2 separate regions of the Homo sapiens genome follow, and region 1 is linked to region 2. A link is an interaction called in ENCODE POLR2A ChIA-PET data of the cell type or tissue named here. Cell type or tissue: Panc1. All regions are shown on one strand. Links, peaks and the distances in the headings refer to the core of each region. The heading gives the core; the rest is flanking DNA.

Region 1 (2,921 bases), core at 137-2,636, 59 kb before region 2:
GGTTTGCTCAGTTTTAAAGTTGATTCTGTCCCCTCTCCTAAAAACTCAGCCATCAGACACTGAAGCAGAATCACCCAAGTGTTTTAGAGCCATAGTCCGGAAGCCAAGCCACCTCAGGACTTTCCTTTTCTTTCATGGTGATTAAATTTATTGTAATGTCTGGCCATTTTTCTCTGAGTTGTAAGGCAGAGAAGCAAGGTGGGCTGGTGGAAAGGCCTGAGGCCCCGATTGACTTATCTAACCTTGATCTTGGCCAAGGCTCTCTGCCCTTCTGGGACCCCCGTTTCCACAGTTTTAACATGTGATGCCTGTCTTTGGGGCCCTTACAGGAGAGCTGCAAGGATCAAGAGGGATAACAGGAGGGAGTGCATTCTATTGGGGTAGGGCTGGGGAATCTCTAGACAAAAGATATCCAAATTAAAGCAAAAGTGCTGTATTTTGAGATTTGTTGCCATATGTAATCCATACACGTTTAAACAAGCTTTTTAGAACCCCTGGTTTCTGTAATCACTTAAGACATTGCAAAGAAGCATAAATATATATTTTTAAAGTCATCACTACTACTACTTTCTAGGTGAAATAGAAAGTATTTCTACTTTGAACATTTGCCCTATAACTGTGACAGGGCCTCCATAGACTGCAGTTCCAAGGATCAGAGCCCCAACCTTTTAAATTCGGTGCAAGAAATTTGCTTTAATTTGGATATCTTTTGTCTAGAGATTTCCCCAGCCCCACCCCAGTAGATAACTCCCTCCTGTTATCTCTCTTGATCAGCTCTCCTGTAAATTCCCCAAAGACAGGCATCACATGAACCCCCAGTTCAGGCTTTCAGAGACCATGCTGCTTAGAAAGACCATTTCCTCAAAAAAAAAGTAGCCAGGCGATCCCAGCTACTCAGGAGGCTGAGGCAGGAGGATCGCTTGAGCCCAGGAGATGAGGCTGCAGTAAACTGTGATTGCACGACTACACTCCAGCCTGGGCAAAGAGCAAACCCCTATGTCAAAAAAAAAAAAAAAAAAAAAAGAAAGAAAGAAAGACCATTTCCACTGCCCCACCCCCAGGCTTTAGGGCTGGGCAGTAAGCTCCATTCTGAGTTTTTTTTTCTTTTCTTTTTTTTTTTTTTTTTGAGACAGAGTCTTGCTCTGTCACTCAGGCTGGAGTGCAGTGGTGCGATCTCGGCTCACTGCAAGTTCTGCCTCCCGGGTTCACGCCATTCTCCTGCCTCAGCCTCCCAAGTAGCTGGGACTACAGGCGCCCGCCACCACGCCTGGCTAATTTTTTGTATTTTTAGTAGAGACGGGGTTTCACCGTGTTAGCCAGGATGGTCTCCATCTCCTGACCTTGTGATCCGCCCACCTGGGCCTCCCAAAGTGCTGGGATTACAGGCGTGAGCCACTGCGCCCAGCTGGTTTGTTTTCTTAATGACTAATACTTAGAATCATTCTGAGTATTTTCCTCTATATCATGACCTGCCCTCCCTTCTCCCCTGCCACCTTCCCCTTGTAATTGCCACCAATACACAGTCACATCCAGTCACAACAAAAACCTGGCTGAGAGGTCAAGTCCCTGTTAGAAAATGTTATATAATCTTCCGTATCTCAGGATTAGAGGCTTCAGGCATCAATGACATTGTAAGACTTTCAAGAGAAGACCTACATAAATAACCTCTGTATGTGTGCATGATGTATGTATGTGTGTGTGTTCCCATGCATGCATTTGTTCATAATACATGTGCTAATCTATCCCTCCACTACACACACACACACACACACACACACACACACACACGCATGCATGCACACATGAGGCATTCTGTGATAGAACCTTAAACACCATCTTTTTTTTTTCTTTGGTGGAGTCTCTCTCTCTGTTGCCCAGGCTGGAGTGCAGTGGCGCGACCTCAGCTCACTGCAACCTCTGCCCCCCAGTTCAAGCGATTCTCCTGCCTCAGCCTCCAGAGTAGCTGGGACTACAGGCATGCGCCACCACGCCCAGCTAATTTTTGCATTTTTAGTGGAGACGGGGCTTCACCATGTTGGCCAGGCTGGTCTTGAGCTCCTGACCTTAGGTGATACGCCCGCCTTGGCCTCCCAAAGTGCTGAGATTACAGGCGTGAGCCACTGCACCCGGCCAAAGATCATCTACTCTAGCCTCTGACGTAGGACAGGATCTCCCTCTCCAGTGACCCCAACAAGTGGACAGCCAGCCTCTAACTGAATGCCTACAGGGAACAAAGAGATCTTAGTTTCACTCTAGGTTTCTCCATCCATTTTTGGACAACTTTTATAGTTGGGAACGTCTCCCTGATATTACACTGCAATTCTAGTTCAGTTTCTCCTGTAGGCATCAAATATCAGCACCAATACCACTTTTAACTGGCCCCTTTCTTTCTAAGTTTTTGTCTCTATTCCTTGTTGCTTCATCATATTTCTAATTCTAAATGGAATTTAAGATTGTAACAAAACACAGAGTCAGAACATTAATAATTGCAGGCTCCTATCTCAGAAAGGAGGCATGTGTGTCTGTTCCATTTGTTGGGAAGATATAATTGTTAGTTTGCTAGGGCTGCTGTACACAAACTGGGTGGCTTAAAACAACAAAAAATGTATTGTCTTACAGCTCTGGGGGCTGGAAGTTCAAAATCAAGGTGTCAGCAGGGCCATATTGTGTGACGGCTCTAGAGAAGCCTCTTCTAGTTCTGGTATTTGCTGACAATTCTTGACGTTCCTGGGGTTGCAGGCACATCATTGGAGTGATGCACATGGCCGCCTTCTTCCTACATGTCTCACATTGTCTTACCTCTGTGTGTGTCTGTCTCTGTGTCCACATTTTCCCCTTTTGTAAAGACATAAGTCATTGGATTGGAGCCCACCATAATGATTTCATTTTATATTGATTACCTCTGTAAAGAGCATATTTCC
Region 2 (2,921 bases), core at 239-2,738:
TTCTTTCCTTTCTTTCTTTTTTCTAAAAAAAAATTTTATTATGGAAAGATTGAAACACATAAAAATATAGTATCATGAACTCCCACATGTACCCATCACCCAGCTTCAACAATTATCAGCCCATGAACCATCTTGTCACAGCCATATCTGCACCCACATCCCCCAACTCCCATATTATTTTGAAACAAATCCCCAACATCAAGTCATTTTTATCTGCAAATTTAGTATATGTTTCTAAAAGATAAGGACTCTCTAAAAAAAACCATAGCCTTAGTATTATTCCGCATTTTCAAAAATAATTCCTTAATATCAATGGATATTCAAGTCAGTGTTCAAATCTCCAATTGTCTCATAAGTGTCATAAATGGGTGTGTATTTTAAAGTTTGTTTGAATTGGGATCCAAATGAGGTCCAAACATAGCTACTGGTTCATCTTTAAGTCTCTTTTAGTCTAGGTTCCTCCATCATGTCTTTATTCCCTGCAATTTATTTGTTGAAGATACCAGGTAGTTTGTCCTGTAGAGTTTCCCATAGTCTGGAGTTGGCTAATTGCATCCCTGTGATGTCATTTAACACGTTACTCAGTCTCCTGTATTTTCTGTAAATTTTTAGTTGACTCTAGAGGCTTGAATAGATTCAGGTTGATTTTTTCTTTTTGTCAAGAATACTTCAGAATACTATGCAGCCATAAAAAAGAAGAAGAAGATCATGTCCTTTGCAGGGACATGGATGGAGCTGGAAGCTGTTATCCTCAGCAAACAAATGCAGGAACAGAAAACCAAACACTGCATGTTCTCACTTATAGGTGGGAGCTGAACAATGAGAACACATGGACACAGGGAGGGGAACAACACACACTGGGGCCTGTCGGGGGCGGGGCGGGTGGTGGGAGAGCATCAGAAAAAAATAGCTAATGGATGCTGGGCTTAATACCTAGGTGATGGGTTGATCTGTGCAGCAAACCACCATGGCACGTTTACTTATGTAACAAACTGCACGTCCTAAACATGTACCCCAGAACTTAAAATAAAAGCTGAGGAGAAAAATAAAAAGAATACTTCATAGGTGGTATACTGGGTTAAATAGTGTTACCCAAATTTCATGTCTACCTGGAATCTGTGAATGTGACCTTATTTGGAAATAGGGCCTTTGTAGATGTAATCAAGTTAAGATGAGGTCATACTGGATTAGGGGAAGCCTAATCCAATATGACTGGTGTCCATAAGAGGGAAATTTGGACACAGACACCCATAGAGGGAAGATGGCCACATGAATATGGAGGTAGAGGTTGTAATTATGCAGTCATAAGCCAAAGAATATCAAAGCTTGCCAGAAACCACCAGAATCTAGGAGGAAGCAAGGAAGGATCCTCCCCTAAAGCCTTTGGAGGGAGCACAGCTCTATTGACACCTTGATTTCAGAGTTTTAGCCTCCAGAACTTTGAGAGAATAAACGTGAGTGTTTTGTTGTTGTTGTTGTTTGTTTGTTTTTGAGATGGAGTCTCGCTCTGTTGCCAAGGCTGGAGTGCAATGGCGAGATCTCACCTCACTGCAACCTCAGCCTCCCAGGTTCAAGCGATTCTCCTGCCTCAGCCTCCTGAGTAGCTGGGATTACAGGTGCCCGCCACCATGTCTGGCTAATTTTTGTATTTTTAGTAGACACGGGGTTTCACCTTGTTGGCCAGGCTGGTCTCAAACTCCTAACCTCAAGTGATCTGCCCGCCTCGGCCTCCCAAAGTGCTGGGATTATAGGCATGAGCCACTGTGCCCGGCCATGTGTTGTTTTAAGACACTCATTTTATGGTACTTTGTTATGGAAGCCCTAGGAGATGAATCCAGGTGGTGGGCTGTTTCTCCAAAAGAGACATATAAGAGACCAGCCCCCCAAATATAAAAAAATTGTAAAACACATAAGATCTAGTTGTATCTCTTTTTGTGGTGCTGGCAGCCACTGGTGATTAATTCTATTCTTCTTATTAGCCAGAATACTTCCATAAAAAGAAATATCCCCTCATGTATTATTTGAGTAGTCAGTGGTAGTCTGTGTCGAAAACAGTATAAATGCTTGTTTATTAAAAAGTTTCCTTATAATTATCTGTCTTTTAAAAATCACTAAAGAACTGGCTTGCTAGCATCTTCCAACAGTAACTAATTAACCGAGTTTTGTTTTGTTCTGTTTTATCTTTTTGGTGCAACAAAATGTTCCAGGCTCTTCCTGTACACTTCTTGACCCAGACCTTGAATTAGCCATCTCTCCAAGGAGACCTGTTCATTTCTGTGGGAAATCCGTGTTTCAGTGTTCCAATCTGAACCTTGCCTACAACCTTGCCTTTCAAATTACAAACTGGCCCATCCTTCTGCCTCTCAGTCTCCTTTATCCTCCTCTATTTTTCCATAGTAATGTTCTCCTCCTAACATACTATATATCACTTATTCATTATTATTTGTTGTATATTAAGTGCCACAAAATTAGAGACATTTTTCCTTTGTTGTTGTTGTTGTTGTTGTTGTTCACTTATGTATCCCCGGTAGCCAGAAGAGTGCCTGGCCCATACGTAGTATTCAATAGATATTTGCTGAATGACTGAATGAATTGCACAGGCTTAGAGGCTGGACTGGACCATACATTTTATCTCATGTATGCCAAAGATGCTGACCACAGTAGAGGAAGGAGGTCTTTTGTGAGGACAGACTTTCAAATGACAATTCAATCTCTTTAATGATTATTGCATTTTTTTCAGATTTTCCATTTTTTCCTTAGTTTGATTCTAGTAATTTACTCTATTTAGGTTCTCAAATGTATTTCTATAAAGTCTTCACAATATTCTCTTATTATAGAACATTTCAAAAATATTATAGAACATTTCAAAAGTATAAAAATACATAAAAGAGTGCAGTTTTGTTTTTTTTTTTGAGACAGGG

Evidence for each region. ChIA-PET counts read pairs that join two places held together with the same protein. Peaks named below come from ENCODE experiments on the same cell type or tissue, not always from the same donor. Only the 100,000 strongest peaks of a DNase experiment are listed, where the experiment ranks them.
Region 1: POLR2A ChIA-PET joins it to region 2 with 11 read pairs; 4 of 35 experiments call an interaction of 5 or more read pairs at or near these places.

What each region holds. Positions count from the first base shown.
Region 1 is chrX:134,576,618-134,579,538 of GRCh38, reverse strand. The region is part of intron 2 of PLAC1 (placenta enriched 1); the gene reads left to right. Among named protein-coding and RNA genes, the nearest start is that of LINC00629, 28 kb to the right of the region's middle. In Panc1, for the core only: no CTCF peak of the experiment used is centred there; a DNase peak (open chromatin) is centred at 1,488; H3K27ac peaks cover 1,527 bases.
Region 2 is chrX:134,517,583-134,520,503 of GRCh38, reverse strand. No RefSeq gene overlaps it. Among named protein-coding and RNA genes, the nearest start is that of MIR450B, 21 kb to the left of the region's middle. In Panc1, for the core only: no CTCF peak of the experiment used is centred there; no DNase peak of the experiment used is centred there.